Linked DNA regions of Mus musculus: regions 2, 3 and 4 are each linked to region 1. Evidence: chromatin loops called from intact Hi-C (ENCODE). Cell type or tissue: heart. All regions are shown on one strand. Region 1 overlaps Scn11a (sodium channel, voltage-gated, type XI, alpha). Region 2 has its middle 16 kb from the start of Scn5a. Region 3 overlaps Scn10a (sodium channel, voltage-gated, type X, alpha). Region 4 overlaps Exog (endo/exonuclease (5'-3'), endonuclease G-like).

The links. Peaks named below come from ENCODE experiments on the same cell type or tissue, not always from the same donor. Only the 100,000 strongest peaks of a DNase experiment are listed, where the experiment ranks them.
Region 2: it touches region 1 in a loop (4-fold over the local background); 5 of 42 quality-filtered maps call a loop at or near these places.
Region 3: it touches region 1 in a loop (8-fold over the local background); 23 of 42 quality-filtered maps call a loop at or near these places.
Region 4: a loop joins it to region 1, with 8 times the contacts of the local background. A loop is called at or near these places in 22 of 42 quality-filtered maps.

What each region holds. Positions count from the first base shown.
Region 1 is chr9:119,749,103-119,754,102 of GRCm38, reverse strand. Scn11a (sodium channel, voltage-gated, type XI, alpha) reads left to right here. Exons shown (of 27, transcript NM_011887.3): 27 at 1-340. The region is part of intron 2 of Gm33701 (a long non-coding RNA gene); the gene reads right to left. Among named protein-coding and RNA genes, the nearest start is that of Gm33701, 7.4 kb to the right of the region's middle. In heart, a CTCF peak has its summit at 2,379 (motif pointing right); no DNase peak of the experiment used is centred here; H3K27me3 peaks cover 1,013 bases.
Region 2 is chr9:119,576,379-119,581,378 of GRCm38, reverse strand. It overlaps a transcript of Scn5a not described here. Among named protein-coding and RNA genes, the nearest start is that of Scn5a, 16 kb to the right of the region's middle. In heart, no CTCF peak of the experiment used is centred here; DNase peaks (open chromatin) are centred at 508, 2,218 and 4,168; H3K4me3 peaks cover 2,576 bases; H3K27ac peaks cover 1,854 bases; H3K27me3 peaks cover 4,755 bases.
Region 3 is chr9:119,644,949-119,649,948 of GRCm38, reverse strand. Scn10a (sodium channel, voltage-gated, type X, alpha) reads left to right here. Exons shown (of 28, transcript NM_009134.3): 15 at 1,738-1,911. Among named protein-coding and RNA genes, the nearest start is that of Scn10a, 72 kb to the left of the region's middle. In heart, a CTCF peak has its summit at 2,606 (motif pointing left); no DNase peak of the experiment used is centred here; H3K27ac peaks cover 171 bases.
Region 4 is chr9:119,458,113-119,463,112 of GRCm38, reverse strand. Exog (endo/exonuclease (5'-3'), endonuclease G-like) reads right to left here. Exons shown (of 6, transcript NM_172456.4): 6 at 1-737. The coding sequence ends at 276. Among named protein-coding and RNA genes, the nearest start is that of Exog, 16 kb to the right of the region's middle. In heart, no CTCF peak of the experiment used is centred here; a DNase peak (open chromatin) is centred at 2,612.

The DNA of each region.
Region 1 (5,000 bases):
GGAAAGATTGAACGTCGGAACATGTTAGAAAGGACTGCCAAGGACATCCACAGTAACGGAAGGCCTGAAGGACAGTTCAAATTATGTAAAGAAACGAGAAGGAAAGGTCACATGTCTGTTCAGTTTTAAGTATGTGACCTGCCACATGTAGCTCCTTTGCATGTTAAGTGAGAAGTCAAAACCCTGCCATAAGTAAATAGCTTTGTTGCAGGTGTTTCTACCAGTGCTGCGGATTTGGGTGTATGGCTCAAACCTGAAAGCATGACTCTGACTTGTCAGCACCCCAACTTTCAGAAGCTCTGATCTCTGTCCTAGGTGTTTGACAAATAAATACATAAAAGAAATCTCTAGTTTCCATTTCATTGAGACAGGGGTGGGGTGGGGGTGGGGTGGGGCAGGGAGCAGGGCAGAAGATGTCCTCTTGCTTGGTGGTTGTGTGAGCTCTTGGTTGGTGCTTGTGTGTGTGGCAGTTTGATGTAGCCAGGAGCCAGTCATTTGTCAGGAAGGTGGTTAGCAGTTGGCTCTTTGGGAGGAGGAGGCCTTGTGTCACAGATTTCTGTGACGTGAATGTCCCCACTATAATGGGTTCCAACCTACAAACACAGAAATTATTTAAGGACGAGATGGGAAGAAATAGGTATATTCAATGTTCCAGAGCCAGCCTGGTCTGGCTCCAGACGCCATTTCCCGGATCCAGCAAGAAGTCTGCTTGACTCTGGGTAAAGCACCCGGAGAGTTAGAGCAGGGCTGGGGATGGCTTGGTTGGCAACGTGGCTGGGTAATATCAGAACGTGGAACTCACATCTGGGCAGCAGCCCACCGGCAATCCCAGCTCCCCAGAGAGACTGGGTGTGCTGGCTCATTTTTATAGCTGACTTGATGCGCCTAACGTTACTTTGGAAAAGGGAACTTTGGTTGAAGAATTGTCTCCCTCGGATTGCTCTGTAGCCGCATCTGTGAAGGACTGTCTGGATCATGATTGACGTGGGAGGGCCCAGCCCACTGTGGGCGGCACCATTCCTAGGAAGGAGGGCCTGGGTGTATAAAAAGCTAGTCAAGCATGAGCCAGAAGAAAGTAAGCCAACAGATAGCACTCCTCCGATGTCTCTGATTCCACCCCTACCTCCAGGTTCCTGCCTTCACCCCCTTCAGTCATGGATTGCTACCTGGAAGTATAAGCTGAAATAAACCCTTTCCTCCCCGAGTTGTTTTGGTTACGGCATTTATCACAGTGAGAGACACAGAGTAACCCCTGGTACTTTCATAGGAAGAGGCAGGAGGTGCTTGTGGGACCAGGGACCTTTTGAGATGAGCCATGAAGAGTTCCATGCAGGACTGTAAAGATCTTGAGGGAGCTGCCAGTTTAAAAGTCACAGTGAATTCTCTCCGTCCAGTGTGGGTGGTAACAGATGGGGCAGGCTAAATAACTCCTGCCCTTATAGATCCTTGTGTAGAAGTTATTCTGGGGGGGACCTTATAGATCTCCTTAATCAAAAGTAATTTTTTCCTACAATATATTCTGGCTACACGTTGCCCTTTCTTATCTTCTCCCAGATTCTCATAACCTTCTCACTCATTCAAACCCTCTGTCTGTCTGTCTGTCTGTCTGTCTCTCTCTCAAACAGGCAAATAAAAAAGAAGACAAAAAATGAAAATGAAATATACAAGGAAACAGGTAAATGCACATGTGCAGGTGCACGCACATGCCACACACATATGTACACATGTGCCACACACACATATGCACGCACATGCCACACACATATGTACACATGTGCCACACAGACACACACATGCACGCACATGCCACACACATATGTACACATGTGCCACACACACATATGCACGCACATGCCACACACATATGTACACATGTGCCACACACACATATGCACGCACATGCCACACACATATGTGCACATGTGCCACACACACATATGCACGCACATGCCACACACATATGCACACACATGCCACACACATATGCACACATGTGCCACACATGCACACACACTTGTCACACACACATACATACATGGGCACACACACAAAACTCATAAAAACACAAAATTGGAAAAGATATTATACAAATAAAAGATCAGTAAGATGAAAAGAATGCCTGAACAAAGCAATATAATTTTTTAGAAAAATCTACAAAATACCGTTGAGTTTGTTTTGTGTTGGCCATCTACTGATGGGCATATGTATTAGTTCAATTTATATACCGAGTGAGAGTCTATTGGAAAACCCCAACTCTTTCTTCAGTCCCCCTTACGTGTCTATCCACCCCTACACTGGCCTGAATGGGTTTTTAGAGCCACCTCTGGAGCCAAGCACCAGCTCCAGCCTGAGGTTGAACTACACATATTTCCTTCACTAGATGGCAGCAAACACCCAACTCGATCTTTCTAAGTGCCCCACATTGATAGGGGAACCTGGTACTTCCACAGCCAGAAGGCTGAGGGAGGAGACCCAGGTAGGAAAGGGAGAATTACTCAAGCCTTGAAGAGAGCTGGAAGCTAATCCTCCCCGGGGATGGCGCCCTCAGGGCAAGCACCAGGATAGCAGAGGGGCCTTAGGAGGGGACTGCTGGGTGGAGAGATGGCTCAGCCAGTCAAGTGTTCACTTTGTAAGCATAAGGACGAGAGTTCAACCCCCACAATCCTGGTGAAAAAGCCGGGATAGTGTCATGTGCTTGTGATCCCAGGGCTGAGAAATCAGATGTAGTCCAGAAGAATAAAACGATGCTCTGAGTGCCTTCCTCTGGGGTGGGGACACACTGAATGTCCCAATCAATCGCTGTACAGACATGGAAGCCTCCTGCCATGTGTCATCTGTGTCTTTTCTTCCAGATAAATCTGGCTTTTCTTAGTCCACAGTCACATCCTGAGGACAGACCTGGCACATTTTGTGTAACAGTTGCTAACCAGTGGCCCTTGGCCTTTAGAGCATCTAATTAGGAAGAGAGTCACACAAGTGTTTGCACGGCGATAAAACAGTACAATGTAACAAATGCAGAAACCGGGCTCAGCTCTGCTCTCAGGATGTTGGCTGGGGAGGATTTCGCTGGAGAGCGACAACTGGGTGAGCTTGATGGACAGGGAGGGTTTTGACAAGACGGGTGGCTTGGCAGAGTTTGCAGTGGAGGAGACAGCCCCCAGCAGTGCCATGGAAGCTAGGGTTGATAAAGCAGTTTGAATCACCCAAGCGACTGCACGTGGGATGCAGAGAAGAGCAGAGCAGAGGCAGCAGCAGGACCTCAGGAGGGAGCGTCTGATTGGAGGGATGGCTCCAATCAGTCAGTAGCCTCTTCATGTTGCAAGCCTGAGGATGTTAAGGCCCCAGAGCCTATGAGAAAAGGCCAGGTATGGTGTGACTTGCTTTGGATCCCAGAGCTGGGGAAGTAGATACTGGACACCTGGCTTCACTTGCCAGCCAGCCTGCTTGGCAAGTTCTAGGCCAGTGAGAGATTCTGTCTTAAAACACAAGGTGGACCTGAGTTGACATCTGACCTCTACATTCATGTGCACCCATACAGGTGTTCCACACATACACATCTGTACACAAGAATGCACACACACACACACACACACACACACACACACACACACACACACACACAACTATTCATGAAGAGACTCAAATACCCAGTTATATACTGAGTTATACCCAGTTGGTAATGGGGAGGCATTAAAGATGTTCAAATGGTGCAGAGAAAAGATCTGGATGGGATGGGCAGAGAGGAGGAAAAAACACTTGTGACAATGACCCTGGTGGAAAAGAAAGGTTGAGCCAGGGAGGGCACAGAGACAACGTAGTGTGTCTGTGATGCTGGGACCAGCTGGCTGCCTTAGAAGAAGAGTCTAGGAGGCCCTTAGCCCTGGGACTGGTAGCAAGACAAATGGCAGTAGAAATCTCCCAGGGTGGGTGGAGCTGGAGAGGTGGTTCAGAGCCTGCACATATACACATACTGGGGATGGCCACACCTGCCTGTAATCCCAGCACAGGGGCAGAAACAGGAGAGTCACCAGGGCTTGCTGGCCACTGGCCTGGCTCCATGATTAGGGAGAGACACTGTAGAAAGGGAAGGCAGCCAGGAATGATGGAGCAGGACACTTTGTCTCTCCTCTGATCTCTGGCACACACTCATGTGAATGCTCAATGGCATGCACGTACACTTCACACACACACACACACACACACACACACACACACACACACACACACACTAATTAACTATCATCTAAAGGGGAAAAAAAAACCCAAACACGTTACCAAGGCAATGAGGCGATGGTGATGGTTTTTCCCCATTTCTTTTGTTTTCATGATTAGAGCGGAAGAAACCCCCTAGCTGAATCAGTTTGGTTCAAGATCCCAGGTCCTAGGTGTCTATCTGCAGCCAGGTGCAGGAATATAGTGTCAGGTATGGGCAGGAGTTCGCTGCACAGGGGTCTGAAACCCCAAGAGCAGCTGACATCATGGCAGAGAACACAGTCAGACCCAGAAAGCAGGGGACGTGACCTGGAGAGGTAGCACGCATCTTAGGGTGTAGGCTGGCTGCTGAAAGTTAACAGCACAAACTGTTGTGTGAGCATCCCAACCCCATGCTCCCACCCCTCCCGCCAAGCACCAAGAGCCATGCCCGCCCATCTGTGTGGTTTATGGGGCACGGATAAGCACTCGTCTTATAAATAGCCAGGCTCAGGAGCCAGCTATGCCAGAAACAGCCCTGGAATGTCAGCTTCAAGCACCCCAGGTCTTAGGAAAAGTTCAAGTCCCATACACTCTCCCTCTTGATGGAAGAGGAGGAGAGAGAGAGTGCTCAGGTAGCCTGTTGCCTGGCAACCATGATAGAACCTCTGGGGTCATTCAGTGGGCAATCCTGTCCCTCACACACAAGGAGTAATCAAAGCAGCTTCGAGGAGGGAGAGCTAACATTTACTGAGAGCGTGTTCCGGGCCAGGTCATCACGCCATCCCCGACACCTTGGATGGGTTTTC
Region 2 (5,000 bases), 170 kb after region 1:
GTTGTGTGTTCATGATTGAATCTCCAGTGGGTATGGGTTTTCATTTCTCCTTTCACAAGCTTTACACACACACACACACACATACACACACACACACACACACACACACACACACACACACACACGGGGGGGTGGGGGGAGGAAAGGAGCTTAAGCCTAGTGTATTGATGCTCTGTGTAGCCCACCGCTCTGGTCAACATCCCCCGGCAGAGCACTGAGGAGAAAGGATTAGAACTGCTCAGAATAAAGAGTAAGGAGGACTTTCCCTCTAAGTCCCAGTACCTTTACTTTCAGCCTCTCTCCATTCAGAAAGGCCATTTACAGGTCTGAATCTGAATTCTGAATCCGGAGGCTGGTGGTTAAAGATTCAGGGGAGGGTGGGTCCTCTGGTCTTTGATTTGCCTCCTGCCTGATGGGTGTGGGCTTCAGCTGGGCTAAGGTGAGTCCCACAGGGGGAGATCTGCAACGGGATCGTTGGATGCACTTCTCATGTTGACCACTAGTGGGAGCTGCTGGCCAACCTCAGGCCTGACAGGAGCTAGAGGCCAGCCGCTGAGTGGTAATGTGGTTCCTCTGTCAGACCCTCCCGAGTTCATCCCATTCAGAGTCTGGAACAACACTGTATACTGACTTTTTATATATCCTCCAAGGCGTCAGAAATTCCTGGAGCCCCACACTCAAGTCTCAAATGGACAACACCACTGGCCCACAGCCACCTCTTCAAAATCCCAATAAAGAAGTTGCTGGGCAGACCATGATGGTACATACCGTTTCAGGACTTGTGAGGCAAAGACAGGCAGGTCGCTGTAAACTTAAGACCAGCCTGATCCATACAGCAAATTCCAGGTGACCCAGAGATACATGGTGAGACTCTGTCTCAAAACAAAACAAGTCTGCCTCTGGTATGTGTGTGCTCACATGCGTGTGTGCGTGAGCATGCGTGTGTGCATGCTTGCGAGTGTATGTGTGCACATGAGTGTGGGTATGTGTGAGTGTGTGTGCGCTCTGTGTGTGCGTGCGCGCGCTCTGTGTGTGTGTGTGTGTATGTACGCGCGCGCGCATGTGTGTGTGTAAGCACGCGTGCAAGTACATGTATGACCCATGCATATCCTGGCTCCCAAACCCAGAACCCCAGCACCCTTTGAAAGCCAGCACCAGCTTTACCTTCCCAGAGTGTGTGTTTCTAGCAGCCTGACAACGCTGCCGAGAAGGATAACTCCCGGGGAAAAGGACAAAGTGTGTGTGTGTGTGTGTGTGTGTGTGTGTGTGTGTGTGTGTACTTCTGTGTTCCTGCGATAGCCCTAGACTCTGAGGCGCTGTCCTTCACAATAGCCAATGGAAGTAGCCTCTCGTGTTTAACTATGGGAGATGTACTCCCACTGGCCCCGTGCCTTTCCCTTGTGGGTCTGGCTGTCGGTATGCGAATGTATGAATCTGTACCTACATGTACACGGCTGTCTGTCCAAGTGTATGAGTGTTCCGGACAGTATCCTTGTTGGACAGTCCTGTCAGTGTAGGACTTGGTATCCCTCTGTGGTTCAACTAAAAGGCTGAACACAGCTCACAAGGTGAGTGTACGGAGATGCTCGTGTCTATGGGTTTGCTGCTTGTGTTTAATACAGAGTCTGGCGGTGTGTTTGATTTCAGTCTGCTCTCATGTGTCAGCATGTCCACATAAAAATCTGCAATGCATGGGTTTCTGTACTGTCATTGTGTCTCTAGAAATGTGGTTCTAAGTGTCCCGGTGTCAGTGTGTCAATGGATGTGTCTCTAAGTCACGTGGTATCATTAGGTTTATCAGTATGTGTTCCTCAATGCCAGCGTATGTCAATGGTGGCTAATGTTCATGTGCATATCTGTGCGTCGGTGTCTGTATCCCTGTGTGCATGTGTGTCAGTGTGTCTCAGCATGGATGTCAGGTCATGCCCATGTCCATGCACGTGGATAAATGAGGTGTCTGGGGTAGGGTCCCCAGATCATCGAGGAGGGGTGTGTCTGTATACTCTGGTTTGGGCAGTGTGTGTGCCAACGTTTGTCCGTGTGTGCCGGTCCAGGTCTGCGTGGGTGGCTCTCTGTAGCGAGGCGTCCGCAGGTCGGCGTGCGTCCGCTTGTCTGTCTGTCCGTGTCCGCGTGGGCGGCCGTCTCCAGCAGGGCGCGCCCGGGGTCAGAGTGGTGGGCGTGCGCCCCGCCGGGCAGGGTGGCTCTCCTCGCGAGCCAGGCGGGCGCAGCGCCACGTGCGGAGCCCCGGGCGCGTCGCTCTGGGGCGGAGCCAGCCCGGGGCCCCGGAGCCCCAGGCCGAGCCCAGGCGGGGCCCGCCCCCGACCCCGCCCCCAGCCCGAGCCCGCGCCGCCCGCCGAGCCCGGGAGCCCGAGCGGAGCGGCGGAGCCGAGACGGCGGCGGCGCCCGTGGGATGTGGGGATCGCGCCCCCGGGGCCGCTGAGCCTGCGCCCGCTGCCCCAAGCCCTACGCCGAACCGAGCCCGCGCCGCGCTGCAGCCGCCCACCCCTAGGCGCGGGCCGGGGACTAGCAGGTGAGCGATCATCCCCCGTGTCCCGCAGTCCCCCGCTCCCCTCTGTCCGCCGCCGCCGCCCAACTTTCCTCCCCGATGGCCCGGAGCCCCCCGGCCGGGTCCCCAGCCCCCGCAGCCACTATCCCCGAGGGGGGAGGGGCGGGAGAGGCGCAGGTGGCCCGGGCCGGGGTTCCCCTGGTCCTCTCTGATCGCCGCGGGTCTCCTCCCGTCCCCTCTCCTTCCGGGTTCCCCGTGCGCTGTCGAGGGCCGGGGGATGGGGAGATTCGGCCCCGGCTCCGGGACCATCGCTGGCGCAGGCTCGCCGAGGGGCTGAGATTGGGACCCGGATTCCCGAGGCCGGAGACCCCAAGGTCAGAGCAGCGACAAGGCGCGCGGAGAATGTAGCTCTTGAGAGCTGGGGGTGAAAGGGCTGAGCGGGCACTGACCAGGGCTAGGGAGCAGGCCGAGCGCTTCTTTTCCCTGGGCCCCGGGGGTGGAGGAACCAGGCACCTGGGCTATGCCCTGGGTTAGACGAGATCTCTGCACCCTAGGAAGGAATCTGTGCGCTCTATTGGGGGTCAGATCTGCGAGTGTGCCTTGTCTTTGGGAGCTCCCACCACGCCAAGATCTTGGTGCCCTGTTGTCGCCTTGAAGCGGTCGCATCTCCTCCTGTGTCTATGCGCTCTGAGAGGGGAGAGGTCTCTGGACATGGAAATTCGGGAGAATTCTCTGCCCTCCTTGCTTTGACCTGTACAGACTCGCGCACCCGGACAGGAGAGAGAGGAGGTCCCGGACCTCTGCGGTATTTGATCGTCTTTGGAGGTGCCCTGAGAGGAAGTGAAGGTGCCTAGCTTTGTCTGAGTATTGGTGGGGACAGTGACATGGTGGGGACTAGCAGCCTTGGTGCTCATGATGGGAGGAAATGCTCAGGATGCGGCCTGGCTGTAGGCAGGCCTTCCAAACACCTGTTGGAGGGCAGCTTACAAAGATCAGCCATGGAACTCACTCTTGTCTCCGTAGCGACTTCAGTCTAGTGGGACCGTGGGATCAGTGTGCCCTTGGGACCCTGAGCTGCCCCTTACAGCTGTGACCCCCATGCACCATCTAGAGAGGCACAGAACAGGACCTCCATGAACCCCAGACCTTCTGTAGATTCACTGTCTTTCAGAACTAAGGCCCCGGCGCAGCCCAGCCCTCGACCACCCCTCCACTTCTCTACCTGTCCCTTCCCACTTAGAGTTGGCTGTGTGCACAGAAAAGATGGTAATACAGAGGAGAGTGAACTAAAGGCGGGACAGGCTGCTGCCGCAGAAGCAAGAGACAGCTGGGACATGGGACACTAACTAGGTCTTTGCTAGAATGTTGAAGGTTCTGAAACTTTCACTACCACCACATGTAATGAGGCCCATGGGGGGTCAAGAACTTATCCAAGGTCACACAGAATCATTGGACTGGGGAGAACTCTCAGGGTAAAAGTCCCTTGGAATCTATTTCTTGGGGGCCAAATTGGCCCAGAACTGACCAAAGAAGGTCTAAATAGAGAGAGAAGAGTGGCCTCAGGTGCTAAGAACCCATTTTCAAAGCCTGGTGTAGCATAGACAGCTGTCATCCTCTAGAGAGCCTAGTCCCTGTGTGTGGTGGCCATCAGAGCTCCTCTGGAAGAATTCCAGGGTTGACTCACTTGGCATGAAGAGCAAGCATGGAAGAACAGTGGGAAGTACCAGAGACAGCTGGGGATGGGGGAGTGGAGGAGGCTGGTGCCCAGGCAATCCACAAAGAAGAGACTCCTAGGGGCAACCTGCAGCAGTGAAAAAACCACAGTTCCTTTCACAGGAGACGCGTTCCTGTCCTTGAGAAAGCTTTTGGAAGAGTGCAATGGCAGAGGTGTCTCCCCAGAAACACAGAAGAGGTCGCAGTTTTGATTAAGAGAGTCAAGAGTATTGTTCTAGCCAGATATCCTTCCGTCTGGGTTTTGAAGCATGAACAGGAGTTTTCCTGGTGAGGATAGTGTAGTTCAGTCATCAACCAATCAGTACAAAATACAGAGGGATAAACCAACAGTTAGTTGAGCGATCCATTGGGTCCCATGTTGTGAGGAGAAGCGGAGGCCACAGTCACGGGGGGGGGGGGTGGGGACGACGTTTGCAAGCTCTTCTTGTGAATTGGGAATTTATCCTCAGTAATGGTTCTAAAAATAACTAAAAGGCACTGAGTGCTTTCCATAGACCAGACCTCACCAGGCACTTCGTAGGGTTCATCTCCCAGAGCGTCCCGCATCAGCCCACAGTGGGGACCTCAGTCACAACCATTCTGCAGATGATGAAGCTAAGGGCCGGGAAGGGAGAGCAGCTGGGTCATAGCACGCGTCTCCCAAGTAGCTGGACTCTGCTGTAGATAGGGCCTGTGCAGACTTAGAAAGCCCTTCAGCTGAGGGGGTGCACCAGGCAGGCCACTGGTGACACCCTGTGGTGTCCTCTGCTGAGAAACCTGC
Region 3 (5,000 bases), 100 kb after region 1:
TCTCATTCATTCAGCCAGGCTAGCTGGCCAGTGAGCCCCAGGGATCCTCCTGCCTCCAACTTTGAGCCCTGGGATTACAGGTGTGTTCCACCAGGCCAGGCTTTGTACAGGGATTGGGGGAATTAAACTCAGGTCCTCCTGCATTTGTGGCAGTACTTGGCCAGTGGATCCATTTCCCCAGTCCCTGGATATGGTTTTCAGTGTGGTCATTGAAGAGTAGAGGACAGGGCAGGGGACAGAAGGCGTGCACAGATGCATATGCTATGCAACCAACACATCCAGAAGACTGGCCTGTTCTATGTGACTTTGCTTGGGCAAGCCCCAAACACTCTCTTCCATTCTGTCTGCCAGGAAGAGGCCAGCACTGTCTCCAGGCTCTTCCATGGCCTTGATAAAGCCTGGGAGGACCAAGCCCTGAGCCCAGTCCTTTCGCTCTCTCTCTCCCTTGCCTCCTTCCCTTGCTGGCTTTTGTTGCCTGATGTTTAATCACCTTTAAGGTCAGAGTTCTCTCCTGGGTAAGACAACTGAAAACCTTCAATGCAAAAGGGAATCTTAAGAGACCATAGATCACTGATCTTAGTCACTGCTATTTTTTTGTCACTTACTGCCAACTGAGAACTACCCAAGCACTTACTCCCATTATACCCATTACACAGATGAGGAAATAGAGGCATGAAAAGGGTGCATTGCCTATTCAAGCTTATGTAAGCTAGGATGTGGCCGAGCTGGCATTTTTACTTTAGTCTTACTACACATTGTAGCTGCTGAACCAGAGTAACTTTTGTTGACATAATTATATAGTGAAGTGTATCCTAGCAGTTACCGCTTGCTCTGTACCCACCACCACTGGAATGGAAGAGCAGATGCAGGGGGGTGGGGGGATGCCTCAGCAGGTAAAGAACTTACTATACCCAAGGACTGGAGGGAGTTTAGACCCCAGCAACCACGGAAGTTCAAGCAGATTGGCCCACCTAATATTCCAGCACTCAGAAGGCTGACATGGGAAATTCCCAGAGCAAGCTGGCTATGAAGTGCAGCTGAATAGGGGAACTCTGGGTTCAAATGAGAGACCCTGCTGAAAAGTGTAAGGTAAAGAGTGATTGAGGAAGGCATTCCGTATCAACCTCTGGTCTCTACATAGACTGATACACATCCATGCACGCACATACACGAGACAGACAGACAGACAAAGACAGAGACAGAGACAGAGACAGAGACAGAGACAGAGAAAGAGAAAGAGAAAGAGAAAGAGAAAGAGAAGGAGAAAGAGAAAGAGAAAGAGAAAGAGAAAGAGACAGACAGAGACAGACAGACACAGAGACGCAGAGAGAGAAGAAATGGAAACCTGAGTTCTTTTGTGTCTTCTCTGAATGTCAGTGGCTCAGAAATTCCCATCTACAGTGCTCAAGAACAGACAAGAGGATCTGCTGTTTTCTTCCTCCTCCGTTTTCTCTTCCTTCTCCTCCCTTTCCTCCACCTCTTCCTCCTCCTCTACCTTCTCCTCCTCCTCCTTCTTCTTCTTTAATGTTGTTTTCAGACAGGATTTTGTTGTATAGTCCAGCCTGGCTTCAACCCTGAGATCCTCCTGCCTCAGTTTCCTGCAGGCTGGAGTTACAAGCATGTGCCACCACACCCAGCATGCTTTGCTATCTTGCAAACAAGATTTTTCTTGCTGCCCTTGTCTTCATGTCCCTGGGCAGAGACCTCACAGCAGTGAACACTTGTTCCCACCCTCAGGTCTTTACTGTGTTTTTTACAATGGAGATGGCCTTCAAGATCATTGCCTTCGACCCCTACTACTACTTCCAGAAGAAGTGGAACATCTTCGACTGTGTCATCGTCACCGTGAGCCTGCTGGAGCTGAGCACATCCAAGAAGGGCAGCTTGTCTGTGCTCCGCACCTTCCGCTTGGTAACGTCTTCTCTTGGCCACTTGGGAAGCTCCCATTCAGGCTCAGGGAAGCTGACCCCGAGGGGACAGGCACTGTGTGTCTGGGGACTCTACCGGTGGTTCCCAACACCCTTCCTATTCTCGTGGGAGCAAGGCAAGCCATGGTTCTGAAGAACCTAGAGACTCAGTTTGGCAATTCCAGTTTTTCACTGATGTAATGTGGGGTGGTTGCTCTCTTTGTCCCTCCATCTCCTTGTTTGTACCAAAAAGGGACTTCGGAACAGCATTCCATTCTCTTACCACACAGCAGTCCCAGCAACAACGTTGGGACATTTTCAGCCAACATTTTCTGAATATGTGGCTCAGCCATAGTACTACGTAGGCTCTTGAAATAATAAGATTCATTTTATGCTCCCAACCCTGAGAGACCATTGCTTTTAAAGTCCTCAGGATGAGCCAAACTGAGACACACCATCTTTAAATGATGAACTCAGTGTTTGTCGAACGCCAGGACAGCGAGCTAGTGTATGACCTGGAACTCAAATCCACGTTGCCTGACTGCTGAGTCTCAGCTCCGTCCCCCCTCAAAAAGGCTTTCCCTTATTTCTTGGTTGCCCAATTCAGAGCCCAAAACTTCACCCACAAAAGCTTGCCTCCTCTTAGCCTCCACAGGCGCCTCTCCAAACTCAGCTCCAGGGCGCCCTCTACTGGAGGCATTCCTCCACTCAATCACTGGTCTCCATGTCTGCCCTCCACACCACCACAAATGCTTCCATCAGCCACCTGTAAGTGAGGTCACTAATGAGAGTCTGAGGTTACTGATGTCCTCAAGTCCTCAAGCCATCTGGAGGATTCTTGGCATTTCAGTGACTCCTAGAAGCCAGCAAGGGACTTGAATAGCTAGGGTGGCCATTCCCAGGATACGCCATAACGCAAAAAAAAAAAAAAAAAAAAAAAAAAAGACTGAAACTGGCATGTTTGTTAGCAACTAGAGCCAGTGGACACTGTGTCCTTTGGAGGCTCAACCAGGTCTCTCCTGTTCTTGTGAGAGGGAGGCAGGGGAGGGCCTCCTACACACCTAACTTCTGATTATGACATGCGAGTCCATTCACAATTCCCTAACCTCATCCCCCAATCGCGCGTGCAGGCTCCCTTCCATGTTCCCAACAGCCTGGTGAGATTCCATGCTCTGCCAGCCAGTATTACATTATCAACAAAAACCCAGCCCCTTCCCTTTACCCCACAGCTGGAGCTGGCCCTGAACTGTGTGCATTCCTGGGTAAAGAGACACAGCCGAGACGATCAGTTGGGTGGTTTTAGTCTTCAAAACTGTTTTAGTCAAGCACATCCTGCCTCCCTATAAGCACCCCCCAGACCAACAGTTTCTACTCTCATGACCACCTTCAACTGGCAAGGGCCATTTGTCACAAATAGTTCCCCAGTGGAGTCCCCTTGAAGTCCTTGTGGCGATTGTGAGGCTCCAGCAAGCCCCGCCCCTCTTCTCCCTGCACTTTTCTCAGCCACAGGCCTGGCCACCCATCCTCTGCCTCAGACACCTGTTCCCAGGTCTTCACCTGGTTTGGCTGGTCTTGGCCTTCTGGGCTGACTCATCCCCTCTCCACAGAGGGCCTCCCACACTCTGGTATCTGAACCTGGCTTCGCTCTTCAAACCAAGCCGCTCTTTTGAGATTATAATGCCATATCCTGAGAGTTCATAGGGCTAAACCCAGGGATTTCCTTTCTGCCATCCTACTCCAGACACTGAGCACAAGCTGTCTATAAGGAGAGACTCAGTAAAAATGTTGGGATTGGTTGAGGAAAGGAAGGAGAAGAACAAGAGAGGAAATCCCATGTAACTCTTTTTGCCCTTCCCCGAATGCCACCACCCATCTTGACGTGATTTAAGGTAGGCTCTGCCACTCTATCATTGTGCCAGTACCATACCATCTTAGTTACTGCAGCTTAGAACATGTCTGTGCCTGTAAACACAGTCGCCTGCTGTGGTGGTTCACTTTCTTTGTCAACTTGACTGGATTTAGAATCACCAAGGAGATATACTTCTGAGTGTGTTTGTGAGGGTGCTTCAAGGAGGTTTAACTGGGAAGGAGCGCTCGCCCTGCCTGTGAGTGGCAGGTGGAGGGTGGGGCAGACAGAATAAAAAGAGGGATGCTGAACTGCAGCAGCCCTCTACACTCCCTTCCCTGCCACCCTTCCCCCCCCACCCCCCGCCCGCTGAGGACTCTGATGTCACTGCCTCCGTGCCTTTCCAGCATAATGGACCATGTTCCCTAAACTCTCTTAAGATTCTCCCTGCTAGGTATTTGATGACAGCCGCGAGAGGAGTAGCTGATACACCCACCTGGTTTTACTCTAAGAATATCCTGGCCCCTGCACTTCCGTTACGGTTGGAGAAACCGGCTATGTCCACAGCAACACAGACACAAACTCTTGAGTCTTCTCTTTATTCAGACTGCAATAATCTAGCCGTCGATTTAGGAAGGGCTATAAACTCTGCATTACATAATCCTCTGACCTACAGAGGCAGTAGTACCCTCTCTGCCTAGCTCGGTCCCTCGAGTTTTATAATTTTCCATCCTTTTCTCCGCACAGATCTTACATATTTTGAAATAGTCTTTGCTAATTTTAACTAGCATTTTGATAGTCAATATCTTTGCACCAAGACATCCCCTTTCTTAATTCTGATGATTCATCCATAGAGTCTTTTAGATTTTTCAAAATGATCGTATCATGTGCAAACAATACATTTTGTTTTTCCTTTCTAACCCCCATGCCATTTGATTCTAACTATGTGACCACACTGGCTGGGACATCTAGTACCCTGCTAAAAAGAAGTCTTAGTAACAGCCAGCCTCATTTTCTTGGCTGCTAAGAGATACTTTCAACATTTCAACAAGTCTGACATTTTTGCAGGTTTTTCTTAAATGAAAAACTTATCGTGAATAGGTCTTTAATTTTACCAGACTATTGTTCTGCATGTAAGATAATCACATTAATAATTAACAAAGATGCATTGCATATTTCAAAGCAGCACAAGGGAGAATTCTAAGTGTCACCAGAAAGAAGTGACGAACATGCATGCTAATTACCCT
Region 4 (5,000 bases), 290 kb after region 1:
CATCTTGCCCACAGGTAAGATGGGACAGCAGGGTTTGCACAGAGGAAGAACAGTCACTGGATTCTCCAACACAGACAGATGGGAGGACTTCAGGGTCATGAGGGAAGGAGCACGTGAGAGCAGAGTTTTAAAACCATCTCAGCCACCTCGGATCCCAGAGAAGGACGACACTGAGTTTTGAGCCCCGAGTCTTTGGAGGATTTTGGTCAGAATTCCATCATTTCTTGAAAATAAACCTGTTGGTCACAGGTGCTCAGTGCACACCGAGACAGACACTAGGACTGCTTTTCCAGCTGGGCGTCCTTTTGCTCCTTAGCCTTCAGTTCCTCCAGCTTTTTCTCATAGCGACTCAGGAAGTAATCGTCAGGTTCCACCCCTGAGCTCTTCAAAGCTTCCAGAACCTTCTCCAGTCTGGCCACAGACCGGGCTCCATCAATCTTCCTCGTGCTCAGGTACAGAGTGAATTCCTGGAAACCCAGGAGCTTGCAGGTGTCCACAGAGCAAATATTCCGGATGTCCCTGCTTCTATCCAGACGGGGGAAAAACACCAGACCTGACATCTTCTCCAGGTCATGGAGGCTCACCTGGAACTCGGATAACTGGGACTGGAACCCAATGGCTTTATTTGGCACCACAAAGGCCCCCAGCGCCAGCGGCTCCGTAGATTCCGGGCTTCTGCGAGCCAGGATCACCTTGTAAAGGTGCGAGGGGACGGCCACGTTGTCCTCACCAATCACCTAAAAACAGAGGAGTCCGATTAGCGCACTGGGCTGTGCCGACACTTCCCAGGTTTTGCTCCCACACCTCTGTAGATGCCATACAGGAAACGGCCTGTGAAAGGCCTCAGTGTAGCATTCAACCAACTGCCAAGGAAAAGGAAAGACATTCAAACAACTCGTAAGTACTGACCAGTTCTAACCAGTCTTTAAAATACTGTTACCTCTGTAAGCGGTGGCTCCAGGCTTTAATCCCAGGACCCTGGAGGAAAAAGCAGGTGGATCTCTGAGTTCAAGGCCAGCCTGGTCTACAGGGTGGCCAGGATAGCCAGGGCTACACAAAGAAACTCCGTCTCAAAAGGAGCAAAATAACGACAAAAAACCATAATGTTACCCCAAAGGGCAGGGGTCACAGTATGTCCACAGGACGGAGGACAAAGGGGTGCCACAAGCAAGCACTGAACTTCCAGTGGGAAAGGGGACTGTCATTTCCTCCTCATTGGCTAATCAGAACTCCTAACGCTCTAAACATAGAAGTCAGAACTGCTGGCTTCAGCACTCCCAGCTCTTACAGTAAAAACAGCCCAAACGCCCCAAGAAACAACAGACAGCCCTTGAAGCTGCAGCCAGACACAGTAGCAACAGAACTTTCTAGATGACCTCGATCGTCGCTCACATGCAACTGCTTTTGTTTAGTTCCAAATGCTCCTGGATTACCAAACATTGAACTTCTAAATTATGCCGTCAAATCAGACACTTTAGGAAAGTAGCCACACAATGAGGAAGGCAGAGGCAGAGAAACAAGCCGCTCTGTAGGTTGGCCGTATTAATGAAATAACAGGATTAAGAAGCCTCTTCAAATGTCCTTCCAATATGCTTAAAAGCCTCCATCTGTTGTCTAAAAAACAAAAGCGGGATGTCCATTTGCTTAATGGCCCCCGATAAAATGACAAGACCCAACTGGGCATGCTCGAAGTGCCCAGAGCAGGCCTTTGCTGCCGTCAGTCGGTTACTCTCCTGTCAGACAGTTCTAGCTGTAGATGAGATTCCCTGTCAGAAGCCCAAATAAGGCAGCGAGATGCAAGCCAAAAAAGAGGTTTTCCCTGATTTTTACAAACTCCTATCTGCATTGCACATAGCCCAGAATTCCATGGTCTGTCTGTCACACATTACCACAGCCAGCTACAGGACTTCAGGGAAGACCCTGCCACAGGATCTACAACAATGCCTTTGAACATACGGAAAGTGGTTGGTTGGTCAGGGCAGAGCAGGGCTTATGAAACCACACTGCTCACAGGTTCGAGATCTCGCTCCCAGGGGTGAGCTGTGCACGAGGACGTGAGACCATCGAAGCAAAGGGATGAGAAGGTAAGCTGGTGTTCACACTCGGGTCACAGAACCCCAGCAGATGCTCTGGGTCCCAGGCCTAGCACTGACCCGAAGCACGGTAAAAAGGTGGTGCAGCTAGGAATCCTGGCATCCAGGTGAAGGCAGGAGGGCCATAAGCTCTAGGCCATCCTTGGCTATACACTTAAGAGCTCGAGGCCAGCCCGGACTACGAATCTCATTACAAAGGAAAGAGGAGGGCACAAAACCCTGAAGCACACTATCTGCAGGAGAGCCGACTGCCACGGCATGTGGCCAGATACTGAAACATGATAAATAATAACAGTAAGGGCTCAGGAACCAAAACTAAGGACATAACTACGATGGAGCCACACTCAAAAGGCGGTAGGAAACGAGCTGCAAACATCCCACAGTGGCTGGTAAGCCAAGTCCTGGCACCACCTAGTGGGCTTTCCATGCCACTGCAACACAGCATGAAAACCCTGGGATCCTTCTATACCATTCTCTTGCCTATGTCTCTCTTGTGAGCTCCCTGTCCGCAAACAAATGGTCATTTTTCACAAATAACTACCTGGTCATCATACGGTATGACCATCAGAACTGCTAACCGAGTCCCCTCACTTCCAGGAAAAGTACCCATAACTGACACCCCACTTCCCGGCTTTACTTGCTTCCGTGCCGTTTTACAGTTTTGGGGTTTTAGACTCATGACAGTTTGAGGATTCCCAGTGCTGCAGTCCAGAGGGCATCAGGGATGCTGGGCACCAGCCTATCCCTCAGCTGTACATCAGTCCTTGACAGAGATCCAATTCACAGCCACAACATGTGACTCTTCTGGCCAAGACCTCCCCACGGGTAAATAGAAAACAAAATCTACTTTCATTTTCTGAGGAGCCTTGTCTGAGTTAGTCTACTTTTTTCTCAGCACACGCAAAAGACACTGTGCCTGCTTGAAAATTAAATAACCCAGTGTCTGTTCCTTAACTTTGGGACTTAGAGCCAGGCAGTGGTGGCGCAAGCCTTTAATCCCAGCACTTGGGAGGCAGAAGCAGGCGGATCTCTGAGTTTAAGGCCAGCTTGGTCTACAAAGTGAGTTCCAGGACAGCTATGGTCACCCAGAGAAACCCTGTCTCAAAACAAAACAAACAAACAAACAAAAACAACAAAAAACTTGAGACATAAATAATCTTAAAATAACTTAGGGTTCTTTTCCTTATAGGTAGCTCAGCAAAACACATAAGCATTTACTTTCAGGAAAGTTACCGCCAGACAATGTCCCTGGAACTCATGCACTGAAGCATGAGGCTGCTGACCAGACAGACACCTACTCAGGGTCCACTTTGTCATAAGCTATAACTTATGTCATAAACTATAACACAACCAGGCTCCTTTCCTCATTTCTAAAACAGCACCAGCAATCCCCAAATGCCCCTCACAGGACTGTACCGACAGCAGACTGATATGGTGAGACAGAGAGAGAGAGAGAGAGAGAGAGAGGGAGAGGGAGAGGGGAGGAGGAGGGAGAGGGGAAGAAGAGGGAAGGGGAGGGGAGGGGAGGGGAGGGGAGGGGAGGGGAGGGGAGGGGAGGGGAGGGGAGGGGAGGGGAGGGGAGGGGAGGATACCAACAGGCAGGAGATAATTGTGAGTTTGAGTTTGGGGCCATCCAGGGCTATATAGTGAGACCCTGATTCCAAAGGGGGTGCGGGTATGATGGTGCATAGTTATAATCCCAGAACCTTGAGGTGGGGGGAGGAGTAGCAGTTGAAGGCCAGCCTGGGCCATATGAGACCCTGCTCAAAACAACAACAACAAAAAAAGATTTCAAAATCATCAAGACCTATTTTTTAAAAAACCTATTTTTTGAAGTGGATGTCATTCAGAAGCCAGGTTTTGCAGTGGCAGAGTGGACACCGTGGGCTCCAGCAAGATTAGGGCGTTAGAGGTCAACATGGAGAAACGAAGTTCAACACAATGACCGCGGACAAAGGCTTGCCGTGGCTTAACAGGAACCAAGCTTTTAATATCAGTACATCAGCAACAAACCTTTTCACAGAAGATTTGGCATACAAGTGCTTTACAAAGGAGATCGCTGTCGCCATTAAAACACTCAGGAACCCTGAACCCTTGTCAAGGCTAACAAAAACTGGAAACTGACCGACTGGAAGTGAGTAGAAAATACAACACATATAACAGCTAGAAGATGGACTCCATGTAAGTTGGTCGTTTCCTAAACACTGGTCAGAGTGCCTCCTTCCTCCCCTCTCAGTGACAGAAACCCGGTACCCGTCATAGCTGCAAAGCCACCCCAGTTTCAGAAGAAGTTGGCAAAAAAGAATAGACTTAGCCTGCTGCTTGCAGTGTCATAGCTATCGTGTCTTGAGTGACGTTAAGATAAATGCATTTAGTGACAGACACCATGTCCAGTAAGACAAGGAGGAGAGGAAGAAAGTCAGACCAAAAATAAAATTGCCCAGACACACTGAGAGACCACGCCGTTAAATGGCAATTACATGGAAGAGAAAAAGAAAACAGGGTAGTTTGAAAACCATGGGATCCATGCACACCTACAAGGACGAGGGGGGGGGGGAGGAGGCACAGATGACACCCAGGAGGGGGAAGTCAACAGGAGTGTGTCGGTCAGCCCTGTGTCACTACAACTGTTCAAACGGAATAGAGCCTCCACCTGCAGGGAACTGCTCAGGAAGTAGGTAGATGCGGAAAGGGACAAACATTCCCTAGTTCTCAGGAAGACGATTCCTTTCCTACCAGGATGCCTCCAGACTCCTGGGCCAGGTTTCCAATTTTCTCCCTCCATGGGAGTAACTGGCAGAAATCTGGAGCTTCAGACACTGCTCGAGTTACCACCAGCACACTCCTTGGATCATTTACAACGTTCAAACCCAAATCTTCAGGTTTGCTTCCCTTATCTGGACTCTC